Regions from separate parts of the Homo sapiens genome. Here region 2 is linked to region 1. A link is an interaction called in ENCODE POLR2A ChIA-PET data of the cell type or tissue named here. Cell type or tissue: CD4-positive, alpha-beta T cell. All regions are shown on one strand.

Region 1 (8,000 bases):
TTCTCCCAGTCTCCTTTTATCTTAACCTTACTAGCATCTGCCTGTGGGTCCCCAGCTTTCCAGGGCTCTGTAGCTTCCCTCAGGATTAAGGCTTCTTTTATAGCTGGGCTGAGCAGGCTGGGACTTCTGCAGGGGAGGCTCCCCAGAAAGAACTAACTGGGCCCTTAATAACCTCCTTTTGCAGGCTCAACATTAGTTTTTTCTTGGAGTCACTGGGCTCAGGCTTTAATTTCCATGTCAGAGTTATACACTTGATTTTTGAAACTAAGTGTTTGAAAAATTCAGCAAAATTACTCAAACACAGTGTTCATACATGGAAAATAAATTATAAGGTGCTTACTTTTTTTTTTTTTTTTTTTTGAGACAGAGTCTCACTTTGTCACCCAGGCTGTAGTGCAATGGCACAGTCTTGGCTCAATGCAAACTCTGCCTCCTGGGTTCAAGTGATTGTCCTGCCTCCTCAGCCTCCTGAGTAGCTGGGACTACAGGTGCATGCCACCACACTTGGCTAACTTTGTATTTTACGTAGAGACGGGTTTCACTATGTTGGCCAGGCTGGTCTCGAACTCCTGACCTCGTGATCTGCCCGCCTTGACCTCTCAAAGTGCTGGGATTACAGGCATGAGCCATCGCACCTGGCCTACATTTTATACCTCAATAAGAACAGCAAAAGTATCTATTTCTTTCAGATAATAAATTTATTATTGTATTATTTCTATTAAAAATAATGTAGTAAACAATTAGTCATAGGGAAAAACTTCTAGGAGGTACCAAGTTTCATCTCATGAAATTTAGTATGAAACTCAGAAATCAAGATAACAGGATACAGAACAGAGATATTCACTCTCAGAAATTTACCCTGCAGAAAGAGGAACTAATGTTTTATAAATTTATGTAACTCACCAATTATCTACAATATTTCCTCGTGGAAATGTATTCATTTTCTACAGCCAAAATCGAAGGAGATTTTCCCTATTATTTTCCTTGGTAGCATTCTAAAAGCTGAGCCTTGGAATTCTGTTTGAAATCACCTACAGAAAACACACCTGAGAAAATTCCTAAACTCTCTCTGGGAAAGAAAAAGGTAAGTAAGAATTTTTAACATACGAAATATATGATTAGATATTAATATTTTTTGAAACCCACCACTTTTATGCCCTTTGTAAATGTTTTTGAACCTTTCAAGCTCTACTAATAAAATGCAATTTACAGTTTAAGAAATTGAAATCAATATAAGTGAACAAATCTTTTCAAGGTGACGAACCCAGGGTGTAGCAGTGATGATTAAAAAACAGATGTGTCTGACTTATGTGTCAAGTCAGGTCATCCAATCACGTGAGAGATTCTCCCACCCCAGCCTGCTCACTTAACTGCTCAATGACTAACCTCTCAGGAGACACTGCACTATGTTCCAGTGAGTGGCCCAGGTTTTACTTTCGGAAATTTTTGCAGCATCTCTCTGGGGTCAGGTTTTCTTTTGTTTTTTTTTTAGGGGGGATACTATTTTTTCTTTCACAAATCTTAGAGAATTCAGGGGACAGAAATTATTTCTGTTTTCCCCTTAATACCAGCCTCTGATTGGCTGACCAGCAATGTGTCACCAAGATATGAAAGCTGGGTTGGGTGAAAACAATGTTAATGTCTCAAGGGGTTACTTTTTTAAAGGAAGAGCACACCAGGAGATTTCTCTCAGCCCCAGTGCATCCATCTGCTTCCTTGAGAGGCTACACTCCATACCTCAGGCTGTCCTATGAAAGAAAATGACCCAGGACCTGAGATTCCCTAGACACTCTAGCAGACATAGCCATGGCTGATATAATGGTTTATTCACAGACAGTACTGAAACCGATGACCAAGAAAAAACTAAAGGGTGGTTGAGGACACATCACCCAATAAAGCTTCCCCCCGCCAAAAAAAAACCTTTACCCCAAAGCATTCTGGTAAGATCTCTGCCTAGGGAAGGTAAAAGGAAAAGAGGCACAGAGATTTTACACAACACAGTGTCAGGGGTTATTCTTTGCTTTCTTCTCATGGGAAATATTTACAAACAGAAAATGAATCTTTTAAAATGTGCCATCCAGTGGTTTGTAAAAAAAAATACAGTATTGAAAATATACACTAAAGGACAAATAGATGACAATGTGAACTAGGGAAACGAGGCTGGCATTTGGGATTGTCAGAAGGAACTGGAAATTTAGTATTTTACTTCAAGCCTGAGTTAGGCTGGAGGAATGGGGGATGAGGGCTAGACTTGAGACCGCACTTGGGACACATTTAAAAAATTCAGGGGAAAAAAAAAATCAGTCTCTTGTGAAGTGTGTATCCTCAAACATATATTTTTTTTTTTTGTAAATTTTTGTAAATTGCATTGGGGAAAACAAAATTTAAGCTTAACCAACTAACTATAAATGGCCAATTAAGCTCTGATTACATAACCAGAAAATTTACACACTCAAAGTGGAAATTAAGAAAGTACGTGACTCCCTGTAGTCCCAGCTGCTCGGGAGGTTGAGGCAGGAGAATCGCTTGACACCGAGAGGTTGCAGTGAGCTGAGATCGCGCCACTGCACTTCAGCCTGGGTGACAGAGCAAAACTGTCTCAAAAAAAAAAACAAAAAAAAGTAGGTAACTGTACCTAACCGATTATTGAATTTGTTTTTTTTTTTTTAATCATGGACCTTATAAAAGTCTTTCCTTCAAGTTCCTCCCATGAACCACAAACTAAAACCCATAGCTGGGTACTCTACAATTTTTGAGCCACTCTTTGATTAAATTCTTTAATCTTTTTGCGGTGACTCCATAAATTTTTAATAGATGAAAAGAGGGACTAGGAACCCCACCGACCAAAACTCTTCCCATTCATGAACCCTCACCCGAGTCGGGATTCTCCCCTGACTACCCTCCCATGGTCCCTGCACAATTGGCCAGAGACAAGGCGCTGCGGCTGCAGAGCTGCCCAGAGAGGCCTCCAGGCCAGGGGACCATCACTGGGTCACTGTGCAGACAGGACGCCCAGTGTGGGGAAAAGCAAGAGAGATCAGATTGTTACTGTGTCTGTGTAGAAAGTAGACAGACATAGGAGACTCCATTTTGTTTTGTACTAAGACAAATTCTTCTGCCTTGAGATGCTGTTAATCTATAATCTTACCCCCAACCCTGTGCTCTCTGGAACATGTGCTGTGTCAAACTCAGGGTTAAATGGATTAAGGGTTGTGCAAGATGTGCTTTGTTAAACAGATGCTTGAAGGCAGCACGCTCCTTAAGAGTCATCACCACTCCCTAATCTCAAGTACTCAGGGACACAAAAACTGCGGAAGGCCGCAGGGACCTCTGCCTAGGAAAGCCAGGTATTGTCCAAGGTTTCTCCCCATGTGATAGTCTGAAATATGGCCTCGTGGGAAGGGAAAGACCTGACCGCCCCCCAGCCCGACACCCATGAAGGGTCTGTGCTGAGGAGGATTAGTATAAGAGGAAGGCATGCCTCTTGCAGTTGAGACAAGAGGAAGGCATCTGTCTCCTCCCTGTCCCTGGGCAATGGAATGTCTCGGTATAAAACCTGATTGTACGTTCCATCGACTGAGATAGGAAAAAACCACCTTAGGGCTGGAGGTGGGACATGTGGGCAGCAATACTGCTTTGTAAAGCATTGAGATGTTTATGTGTATGCACATCTAAAAGCACAGCACTTGATTCTTTACCTTGTCTATGATGCAAAGACCTTTGTTCATGTGTTTGTCTGCTGACCCTCTCCCCACTATTGTCTTGTGACCCTGACACATCCCCCTCTTGGAGAAACACCCATGAATGATCAATAACTACTAAGGGAACTCAGAGGCTGGTGGAATCCTCCATATGCTGAACGCTGGTTCCCTGGGTCCCCTTATTTCTTTCTCTATACTTTGTCTCTGTGTCTTTCTCTTTTCCAAGTCTCTCCTTCCACCTAACGAGAAACACCCACAGGTGTGGAGGGGCAACCCACACCTTCAGCCCAGGGTCCTGCTGTCAGCGCAGCCACCATGCTATGGCTGAAGAGGACTGAGGCTGAGTTGGCCAAGGAGAACTCGGGGCGCAGACTGTGGAGCTGACTGACGGGAGACCCGAGTCCCACCACAGCCACTTGCCACCAGTTCCAATCAACTCCTTCCCTTTTCTCAGGATGTCGGACCCGGCACTCTCACCATTTCTAGGCTTCCAGGGGGTCCTGGCATCTTAGCTGTGGATCTCCCAATACCTGCAGGTCACAAAGTCACGGAGACTGGGCCTCTGAAGACTAGACGTAGAACTCCAGCTGCAGCCGGAGACAAAGGCCCCCATATTCCGGAAGCTGTCTTGCCCGCTCCAGCTGCGTGGCTGATTGGAGGGTTTCCAGCCCAGTGTTGCTGATTGGATAACGCTTAAATCCCCGCCTCCTCACATCGTGATTGACAGAAGATGTGACCAAACGCTAGGCTGAATGAAGAAAGAGTGACTGCCTAAGCTGCCGCCCGCTCAGAAAGGGCTTCGTCCCTGAGCTGAGCCAGGCCCACCCTAGAGGGTGTTTGCATGTAATCTTGTGTATAAGGTTATATGCATTTATAAATATTATACTGTATGGCTATTCACAAATGAAAAGAATATAATAATAATGATTTTGAAATTTCAGGTTTTATAACCTTCCTGGCTTTGAGAAGGCAGCATGAGATTTTTTGTCTTTGTTTTTGTTTTTTGAGACGGAGTCGCTCTGTTGACCAGGCTGGAGTGCAGTGACGCGATCTCGGCTGACTGAAAGCTCCGCCTCCCGAGTTCACGCCATTCTCCTGCTTCAGTCCCCTAAGTAGCTGGGACTACAGGCGCCTGCCACCATGCCTGGCTAATTTTTTGTATTTTTCGTAGAGACACGTTTCACCGTGTTAGCCAGGATGGCTCGATCTCCTGACCTCGTGATACGCCCACCTCGGCCTCCCAAAGTGTTGAGATTACAAGCGTGAGACACTGCATCCGTCTGTTGTAACAATTTAATTAAAGCAATATATCCAAAATATTATTTTAATATGTGAGCAATGTATAATTATGAATGAGATATATATTTATATATAACATAATTATGTATCTATATATTGCATTATGCTATGTATTTTTATCCATATTATATATAGATATTTTTATCTATATGTTGTATATTTTTATATTTATGGAACTAAATCTTTGAAACTAACTCTGCATTTTACCTTTCTTGCAAATTGCAGCTCAGACCAGCCACATTCCAGGCTCCCAGGAGTCACACATGGTCAATACCTGTCACATTGAAGTGCAGCTCTGTTGTCAGGTCTGTGAAAGGCCTGAATATCCCTTTTCTTCCTGTTAGGAATAACGCTCAAAATCATAAGGAAATTGAACACTCGAACAAAGGATTCCTAGCAAAGCAATTTTAGTTCTGCACAGAGGGGTGCGTTCTTGTCCAGTCACCATGAGAGCACACCTGAACAAAGGGGCACAAGAGCCTTTATTCCTGACACAAGTCCTGCCCCTGTACCCTTTCCCCATTGGCCAGGGTCGGGTCGTACAATCTGAACTAATCCTGGTTGGCTAAACATTTGATTTTTTTAGATAAGGTGGGCATGCAAAAGAATGCAGAGAGGAAGGGGAAGGGGTGTCTGCATTGAGCTAGAAAGTTAGTCCTCTTTCCAAATAAGGGAAGAAATGTGAGCTGGTACTGATAATGCCTGGTACTGTGGCGTGCCTGGGCATCTAACAAAGGCAGAAAGGAAAAAGGAGAAAAAGGAAAAAAAGGGGTGTGTGTGTGGGTACTATGAATTAAAGAATAAAAGATTGATCAGGCTATTTGAAGAGAAACCTCATCGTATCCCACATGCCCGACATGAGGGAACAGCCTCTTTCTACTAACATCTGTCTTCAGTTTCAAGGGTGGAACAGATAGTGGTCATAGAAAGAGCAGAAGGTAACAAGAATAAAATAACCACAGGTAGACCACTGAAGAATGATGGGGCCACAGGAGAACAAAACTCTATGTCTTCAGACCTGTCCACAGTATTGACCTCCAATTTTTAGATATGAAGAAAATAGATTAAAGGCAAACTTTGGCTATTTGGCCTTGGCCATAATGGTCAGGCTCTGGTCATCGGTTTTTTCCTGTGGTGTGGGGGACTGTGTGCATATAAGCACCAATCACATGCATACATGTCTACAAGTATTCCTGCATCAGTCAACATTGCCTTACAAGACATTTAACTTTAAATCGGGAAAAATGTCAGTACCTTTAGGGTGCCCATTGTTAGAAGGTGACTAATAATCAAACTGTCTTTAAATCTTGACACCCAATCTGCACTGGGTGCATGTATTAGTTAGGTATGGCAGCATAACAAATCATCCAAAACTTATTAGCTCATAATTGAGATGGTCCGCCATTTAGGCTAGGCTCAGTGGGGCCATTCTTCTGTTCCCAGCTGAGCTCCTTCAGACATGTATTGTCAGCTGTTTGTTGACTAGGCAGCTGTGCTTCTGGGAGTGAGCTTGTGCTTCAAGATCTGTCAACAGGGGCACCTTGCTACTCCTCCTCGTGGTATTTTATCCTCTAGGTGGCTAACATGGACTTTATTGATGGAGACAGCAGCATTCTGAAAGAAAAGCAGAAGCATTCAACACCATTTGAGCCCAGGCCCCAAACTAGCCCACTGTCATGTTCACAAGTATCTAGTGCCTTGAACAAATAAGGCCAGCCAGATCTAGGGTTGGGAAAACAGATTCTGTATCTCAATGGGAACAGCTGTAAGAGCACCTGCCAATAGGCATGGATAGGAGGGATGAAAAATTGCTACCATTTTTGCAATCAATATCATTATGCCTTTTTTGCATATGTGGTTTATACAACTCTTTCGCATCAAGAAACTTGTCCAAAGACTCACAGCTACTAAATGGCTGGCCTGAGACTCAGTACCAACTCTTCTGACTCTAAAGCCCATGCATCAAACTCTTGGCTGCTGTAGATCCTTGAAATCCTGGAGAGAGATGCTGCTACAGTAAAAGCCAGATTTTTAAAAAATGTATGCCCATATAGCACTATTTATGATTGGGAATAATCCTTTCAAGAAATTGCAGAAGCACAGGGTGCCTCACACCTGTAATCCTAGCATTTTGGGAGGCTGAGATGAAAGAATCACTTGAGTTCAGGAGTTTACGTGCAACCTGGGCAACATAGTAAGATCCTGTGTCCGTGAAAAAAAATTTAAAAATTGGCCAGTCATGATGTTGCATGTCTGTCGTCTCAGCTCTTCGGGTGGCTGAGGCAGGAGGATTGGTTGAGCCTGAAGTGTTAAGGTTGCTGTGAGACATGATTGGTTGCACCACTACACTCCACCCAGAGTGATACAGAGAGACACTGTCTCAAAAAAATTGCAGAAGCATTTGAATGGACATATAATAATTTTGAAAAATAGCTGAGGAATGAGTTTAGAAAAATCAAAGCCCAAGAACACATTATTTATTTTCATCATAGAAAAAAGAAAAAGAAACTTTAGAGAAATTAAATTTATCAGAGTTTAATTGAGAAAAGAATGATTTGCAAATTGGGTAGCCTGTGTAGGCTCAGAGAGTCTCCAGCATAGCCACATGGTGGTAAAAAATTTATGAACAGAAAAGGCAAATTGACATGCGGAAAATGGAAGCCAGGTACCGAAACAGTCAGATTGATTACAGCTTGGGAGTTGCCTTATGGTTTGAACAGTTGACGTCATTTTACTGGCCAAAACACATTGATTGGTACAAGAATGGGTACAGTCTATTTACATATCCAGGTAGGTTTCAGTTTAGTATTTTAAATAAAAACGACCAAAATTAAACGTGAAAGGGGGCAGCTTTATGGTGTAATTAATTTAATAATTTGTCCTTTTGGTCATCTTAATTTTGAGAGATAGACCAAAACTTTAGACATTGGCCGGGCGTGATGGCTCATGGCTGTTATCCTAGCATTTTGGAAGGCCGAGGTGGGTGGATCACTTGAGGTC
Region 2 (8,000 bases), 270 kb after region 1:
ATTTCATGATGGAGATACCAAAAGCAATTGCAACAAAAGGAAAAATTGACAAATGGGACCTAATTAAACTACAGAGCTTCTGCACAGCAAAGAAAACTATGAACAGACTAACTAAACAAGACAACCAGCCAGGCGCAGTGGCTCACTTTAGGAGGCCAAGGCAGGCAGATAACAAGGTCAGGAGTTCGAGACCAGCCGGGCCAATATGGTGAAACCCCATCTCTACCAAAAATACAAAAATTAGCTGGGCGTGGTGGCACACGCCTGTAATCCCAGCTACTCAGGAGGCTGAGGGAGAAGAATTGCTTCAACCTGGGAGATGGAGGGTGCAGTGAGCCGAGATTGTGCCACTGCACTCTAGTGGGGCAACAGAGTGAGACTCCATGTCAATTGAAAAAAAAAAATTATGTGGTAAACAATTAGTCATATGAAAACACTTCTAGGAGGTACCAAGTTTCATCTCATAAAATTTAGCATTAAACTCAGAAATCAAGATGATAGGATATAGAATACAGATAATCACCTCTACAAATTTACCCTGCAAAGAGAGTAACTGATGTTTTTATGAATCTGTGTAACTCACCACTTATATACCACGTTTTCTTATAAAAATGTATTAATTTTGTACAGCCAAATAAAATAGATTTTCCCTATTCTTTTCCTTGGTAGCATTCTAAAAGCTAAGCCTTGGAATTCTGTTGAAAATCACCCAGCCATAAAATAAAAGACACCTGAGAAGATTCCTAAACTCACTCTGGGAAAGAGAAAGGTAAATGATAATTTTTATTTTATTTTATTTATTTATTTTTTAAACAGAGTTTCCCTCTTGTCGCCCAGGCTGAGTACAATGGCGCGACCTCAGCTCACTGCAACCTCGGCCTCCCAGGTTCAAGCGATTCTCCTGCCTCTGCCTCCCGAAGTAGCTGGGATTACAGGCGCCTGCCCCTGCACCCAGCTAATTTTTTTGTATTTTTAGTTGAGACGGGATTTCACCATGTTGGCCAGGCTGGTCTTGAACTCCTGACCTCAGGTGATTCACCCACCTCGGCCTCCCAAAGTGTTGGGATTATAGGCATGAGCCACTACACCCAGGCTGTGACACTGTAGCACACATAGCCATGGTGGTTATCTTGGTTTATCCCTAGACAGTACTGAAACCCAGGATCAGAAAAAAAAAACAAAAACAACAAAATGAAGTGTGGCTGAGGAAAAATCACCCACATTTTTCGAAAGGAAAAACTTGACCTAAAAACATTCTGAAAAAGTCTCTGGCTGGGTGTGGTGGCTCATGCCTATAATCTCAGCACTTTGGGAGGCCGAGGCAGGTGGATCTCCTGAGGTCGGCAGTTTGAGAACAGCGTGACCAACATGGGGAAACCCTGTCTCTACTAAAAATGCAAAATTAGCCAGGCGTGGTAGTGCATCCCTGTAGTCCTAGCTACTCGGGAGGCTGAGTCAGCAGAATCGCTTGAACCCAGGAGGCAGAGGTTGCAGTGAGCTGAGATGGCTCCACTGCAGTCAAGCCTAGGCAACAAGAGCTAAACTCCATCTTAAGGCGGGGCGGGGGAAAAAAAAGAGTCCTGTGCCTAGGGAAAACAAAAAGAAAAAAGAGGCCAGGCATGGTGGCGGAGGCGGGTGGATCATCTGAGGTTAGGAGTTCGAGACCAGCCTGGTCAACATGGAAAAACCTTGTCTCTAACAAAAATACAAAAATTAGCTGGGAATGGTGGTAGGTGCCGGTAGTTCCAGCTACTGGAGTGGCTGAAGCAAAAGAATCACTTGAATCAGGGAGGCAGAGGTTGCAGTGAGCAGAGATCACATCACTGCACTCCAGACTGGGCAGCAAAGCAACACTGTCTCAAAAAAAAAAAAAAAAAAGTAAAGAAAAAAAGAAAAGGAAAAGAGGCACAGAGATTTTTATTTTTTACAAACAGTGTAAGGGGATTATTTTTTGCTTTCTTTTCAATATGGAAAATATTTTCAAATAGAAAACAAAATTTAGGCCGGACTCGGTGGCTCACGCCTGTAATCCTTGCACTTTGGGAGGCCAAGGCGGGTGGATCACAAGGTCAGGAGTTCGAAACCAGCTTGGCCAACAAGGTGAAACCCTGTCTCAACTAAAAATACAAAAAAATTAACCAGGCACGGTGGCAGGTGCCTGTAATTCCAGCTACTCGGGAGGCTGAGGCAGGAGAATCGGTTGAACCCGGGAGGTTGCAATGAGCTGAGATTGCACCATTGCACTCCAGCCTGGGAAACAAAGCGAGAGGAAGGATGGAAGCAAGGATGGAAAGATGGAAGGAAGGAAGGAAGGAAGGAAAGAAAGAAGAAGGAAAGAAGAAAGGAAAATTTATTTAAGTCCATCCAATGATTTTTCAAAAAATAATTAAAATATCTGTATCAAAAATATACAGATATCTAAAATATCTTTATCTAAAACGTATCTCTGTATCTAAAATGTACACTAAAAAAAAAAAAAAAATAGCCCGGCTCGGTGGCTATTTTTAAGTGCTGTAATCCTAGCACTTTGGGAGGCTGAGGCGGGTGGATCATCTGAGCTCAGGAGTTCGAGACCACCTGGCCAATATAGTGAAATCCCGTCTTTACTAAAAATACAAAAAAAATTAGCTGGGTGTGGTGGCAGGCACCTGTAATCCCAGCTACTAAGGAGGCTGAGGCAAGAAAATCGCTTGAATCCGGGAGACGGAGGTTGCAGGGAGCCGAGATAGCACCATTGCACTCCAGCCTGGGCAGCAAAAGCGAAAGTCCATCTCAAAAAAAAAAAAAAAAAGAAAAAAAAGAAAAAATAGTTGATAACGTGAATTGCGGAGAAGAAGGTGGCATTTGGGAATGTCAGAAATAAAGGAAAATCTAGTTTAGTTTTTTTTTTTTTTTTTTTCCAGAGGGAGTTTCACTCTGTGGCCCAGGCTGGAGTGCAATGGCGCGATCTCGGCTCACTGCATCCTCCGCCTCCTGGGTTCAAGCGATTTTCCTGTCTCAGCCTCCCTAGTAGCTGCGATTACAGGCGCGCGCCACCACGCCCAGCTAATTTTTGTATTTTTAGTATAGACGGGGTTCACCATATTAGCCAGGCTGCTCTCGAACTCCTCACCTCGTCATCCACCCACCTCGACCTCCCAAAGTGCTGGGATTAAAGGCGTGACCCACCGCGCCCGGCCGACTCTCCTGTTTCTAATAGACCAAAAGAGGGACTAGAAATGCCACGGACCAAAGCTCTTCCTATTCATGAAACTGCATCACGAGTCAGGATTCTCTCCTGACGACCCTCCTGTGGCCCCTGCACAATTTGGGAGAGACGCCGCGTTGCGGCTGCAGAGCTGCCCACAGAGGGCTGCAGGCCGGGACACAGTCACTGCGCAGAGAAGAGACAGGACGCCCGGGGCTGCCTCCCAGAGCAGCCGCCATCTTATGGCTGAAGGGGATTGAGGCCGAGCTGGGCAAGAACTCCGGCACGCGCAGATTGTGGAGCTGACTGCGGGAAGGCCTGAGTCACGCCACAGCCCCTTCCCCCTCTCGGGATGTCGGACCGGCACTCTCACCATTTCTAGGCTTCCGGGGGGTCCTGGCGTCTTAGCTGTGGATCCCCCAATACCCGCAGGTCACAGAGCCACAGAGGCTGGACCTCTAGCAGCAGAGGACACAGAAGAACGAAGACGAGACGCAGAGCTCCAACTGCAGCCAGAGACAAAGGCCCCGCCACATCCCGGAAGCCGCCCTGTCCTCTCCTGCCCCGTGCCTGATTGGACGGTTTCCAGCCCAGCGTCCCTGATTGGATAACTTCTAAGGTCCTGCCCCCGCAAACCCTGAATGAAAGATGTGATCAGACGCTGGGCTGAAAGAAGAAAGAATGACAGCCTAGGCTGCCGCCTTTTCAGGCAGGGCTTCCTCCCTGAGCAGAGCAGGCCCAACCCAGAGGGTATTTGCCTTTAACCTTGTGTATAAGGTCATCTTCACTTATAAGTAATATACTATATGGATACTAAAAAATGAAAACAATTGTTTTTGAATTTCAGCTTTTATGACCTTCCTGGCTTCTGGCCCTTTGAGTAGGAAGTATTACAAACATTGAATATTTTATTATTTATCCTCTGTGGGGTTTTTCTTATTCTTGAGAGGGAGTCTCTGTTACCCAGGCTGGAGTGCAGGGTCATGACTGCAGCTCACTGCAGCCTCAGCAATCTAGGCTTGAGCAATTTACCTGTCTCAGCCTTCTGAGTAGCTGGGACCACTGGCATGTGGCCCCATGCTCAGCTAATTTGTTATCATATTTTTATTTGTAGAGATGAAGCCTCACTAGATAGCCCAGAATGGTCTCAAACTCTTGGGCTCAATGAATCCTACAAAGTCAGCCTCCCAAAGTACTGGGATTATAGGCATGAACCATCACATTCAGACTGAATTATTTTATCAAAAAATTTTTTTAAAGCATTGAGGTCCATTAATAGAATTCAAGGAAATGTTATGCACATGTTTTAAAAGCAAATTAAAAAGCATATACAAAAAGAGAACATTTTTTAAAAAACTAAATATAGGTAATGTTACCAGAAAAAGTTTAGATCTCCTGACTTTAAGTTGCAGTATGCTAATGGAATATTCTTAGTGGATAGTATTCCATTTTCATAAGAAATTCAAAACAAGATAATTTCCAGGTTTTAGAAACTGATGTAAAACATAAAAATATAGAAAATCTCTAATGTGTTCCCATGATATAGTATTACTTGAAATATAAACTGGGCAAACTCAGCAAAAGACAATTTAATCTCAAATTTCAAAATAGGTACAGAAGTTCTAATGGAATAATAAATGGAATCCAGGATTTTATTCATAAAAAGGCTAAAAAGTGACCATTCTCTGTGATTTTGAAAGTAGGAATTTGTGTAAACAGATGTGTATTTGCATCTACATTTGCCTACACTTACTTTTTTTTTTTTTTTTTTTTTTTTTTTGAGACGGAGTCTTGCTCTGTCGACCAGGCTGGAGTGCAGTGGCACAATCTCGGCTCACTGCAACCTCCGCCTCCCAGGTTCAAGCGATTCTCCTGACTCAGCCTACCAAGTAGCTGGGGATACAGGTGCATGACCCCATGCCCAGCTAATTTTTTTATGATATATTCATTTATTCAGATTACTCGATAATTAAAAATTATATTTTCTATGAATACCAGCTAATTTTTTGTATTTTTAGTAGAGACAGGGTTTCACCCTGTTAGCCAGGATGTCTCCTGACCTGGTGAACTGCTCGCCTTAGCCTCCCAAAGTGCTGGGATTACAGGTGTGAGCCACCATGCCCAGCAGCTTTTAAACATTTTAGGAAAGCATGAGACATCAATCAATATGTATAAGATCTTCCTTCCCTACCTTTTTCCTTCTCCACCTCCTCCTTCCTCTCTCTCTTTCTTGGTTTGATCCAGTAATGCAGGACAACTTGAGGTGAGGGCTTCCAGGTCATAAGTAAATAAGAGATAAAAGTCTGGATTCTTGAGTCCTTGATAAGCATTCAACTGAATACAATTTAGTCTGGCTCAGTGAACCTGCATATCTAAATTAACAGCAGTGCAGAGGAAGCAATCAGATGTGCATTTGTCTCAGGCGAGGCTCAGAGAAATGACTCTGAGTTCTGTCTGTCTTTGGTTCTCAAGGAATTTCCTTGTTGGCTAATTGTAAAGAAAGTATGTAGCTTTTTTATCTTTGTAGCTATCTTATTTAGAAATAAAATGGGAGGCAGATTTGCCTGACATAGTTCTCAACTTGACTTTTCTAGTGGCTTAGTAATTTTGGCATCAAGAGATTTATTTTCCTTTAGCAGTGGAAACCTCTTTCATTATCAAGTGTAGAGGTTAATAAAAAAAACTCATAAACACAAATATAATTATTGCTACATCTTTCAGAATAGCCCATTCTAAATTTTTTTTTTTTTTTTTGGAGATACAGTCTCGCTCTATTACCCAGGCTGGAGTGCAGTGGTGCAATCTCAGCTCACTGCAACCTCCGCCTCCTGGGTTCAAGCAATTCCCCTGCCTCAGCCTCCCGAGTAGCTGGGATTACAGATGTGCGCTACCACACCTGGCTAATTTTTGTATTTTTAGTAGAGACGGGGTTTCCCCATGTTGGCCAGGCTGGTCTCAAACTCCTGACCTCAGGTGATTCGCCCGCCTTGGCCTCCCAACGTGCTGGGATTACAGGAGTAAGCCACCGCACCCAGGGTAGAATAGCCCATCCTAATTTAATTCTCATTTACTCTAGACTTTTTTCATAATTTTATAGTGGATCTTAATGTTGGAGGCATTCAAACCAGAGCAACTCAATCTTGAATAGCAGCTGTGTGAAATATGCTGAAACCTACTTGGCTGCCTCCCCAGGTTAGGCATTCTTAGTCACAGGATGAGATAGGAGGTCAGCACAAGATAAACAAGATACACTGCACTTAGAAATTTGTCGTAATCTTCTCTGTTAGCAGGGTGCAGGCAGAAACACAGAATCACATATTTAGATCATGGATGCAGAGATATGTCACAAAGCTCCTGTGGTTAGGGTCAAGAAAGGAGCTTCCCACCCCCTAGATGTTGGTCTCAGCAATATATCACAATACCCAAATTATGTGAGACCCAGGCAAAAAGGAGAGTCACATCACCTAGGTGCTGGGTCCAGTGATATTTCACAATTATCCTTTGTAGCAGGTTCTAGTCAAAAAAGGAGAGTCACAACATTTAAGTGATGAAGAAAAAAGAATATGTCATAATACCTTTCTGAACAGAGCCCATTCAGGAGACTCATAATACCTAGGTGTTGGACCCAGCCATATATATCACAATACAAAATGTATGCAGAGATCAGGCAAAAAAAAAAAAAAAAAAAAAAAAAGAGATCACATAACCTAAGAGCTGGGCCCAGCTACATATCACAAGCACCCCAGTGGACAAGGCCAAAACATGAGAGAAGAGTCACATCACATAAGTGCTTGACTAAGCGATATGTTACAGTCCAAACTGTGAACACATCCCAGGAATAAGAGGAGTCACATCATCTAAGTAATGGGCCCAGAGATATGTCAAAGTAACTCCTGTGGAGAGGAACCAGGCAGAAGAATCACATAGCCTGTGTGCTAATCGCAGCAATAAGTCACTCTCTTTTATGGGAGCATGGCCATAGCAGGAAAGAAGGGTCAAATTATTTGGTTTCTGGGCTCAAATATATGTCACAATCTCTCCTATAGGGAAAAGCCAAGTAAGAAAGTCACATTATATGGATGATGGGTTCACAAATATGTCACTATGCCCACTATGGGCAGGGTTCAGGCAGGAGGCTCACATTACCTTAGTTCTGGGCCAAACAATATGTCACAATGCCTGATGAGGAAAGTGCTGAGGAAAAACGTAACTTCATTTTTGGTGTTTAGCCCAGCAGTATGTCAAAATCTACATTGTGAGCTGAATGTAGGTAGAAAAAGAAGCATCACAACAGCTAGGTGCTGGCCCAGTGATAGGTAACAATTCTTTCTGTAAGCAGCAACCTGGTAGAAAGAGAGTCACATTACTTGGGTGATGGATGCAGATAGATTATAATGCTTCCTGCAAGCAGGATCCAGCAAGGAAAGTTACATCACCTGGATGTTGCACATAGCAATGTCACAATGGCCCATGAAGATAGGGCACAGGCAGAAGAGTCACATAACCAGGGTGTGGGGTCCAGTGATATGTCACAATGCCCCCCTGTGGGCAGTGCTGAGGCAAAAGTACAGAGTCACACCACCTAGATGTTGGATTCAGCAATGTGTCACAATCCGATCTGTGCACTAGGCACCAGGCAGGAGAGTCAAATCACTCAGGTGCTGGGCAAAGGTGTATGTTACAATCACAGTCACAAAAAAATGTAGGAATGAACAATCCCACACATCCCATTTCTTAGTATTAGAGTCAACACATGTTGTATGTTGAGTCCAAGTACACAAGTCACAATCTCAACGGTGGACTGGATACATCC

Evidence for each region. ChIA-PET counts read pairs that join two places held together with the same protein. Peaks named below come from ENCODE experiments on the same cell type or tissue, not always from the same donor. Only the 100,000 strongest peaks of a DNase experiment are listed, where the experiment ranks them.
Region 2: POLR2A ChIA-PET joins it to region 1 with 13 read pairs; 2 of 35 experiments call an interaction of 5 or more read pairs at or near these places.

The regions. Positions count from the first base shown.
Region 1 is chr19:21,564,926-21,572,925 of GRCh38, forward strand. It overlaps LOC124904670 (a long non-coding RNA gene), which reads right to left and starts at 4,331. Exons shown (of 2, transcript XR_007067182.1): 1 at 904-4,331. It overlaps LOC101929007 (a long non-coding RNA gene), which reads right to left. Exons shown (of 4, transcript XR_007067176.1): 4 at 4,977-6,614. In CD4-positive, alpha-beta T cell, no CTCF peak of the experiment used is centred here; a DNase peak (open chromatin) is centred at 4,376; H3K4me3 peaks cover 1,615 bases; H3K27ac peaks cover 1,353 bases.
Region 2 is chr19:21,832,476-21,840,475 of GRCh38, forward strand. ZNF43 (zinc finger protein 43) reads right to left here and starts at 3,707. Exons shown (of 4, transcript NM_003423.4): 1 at 3,561-3,707. The coding sequence starts at 3,563. RefSeq lists enhancers at 2,798-3,771, 3,301-3,390, 3,431-3,480, 3,501-3,660, 3,772-4,744. In CD4-positive, alpha-beta T cell, no CTCF peak of the experiment used is centred here; a DNase peak (open chromatin) is centred at 3,766; H3K4me3 peaks cover 1,302 bases; H3K27ac peaks cover 1,287 bases.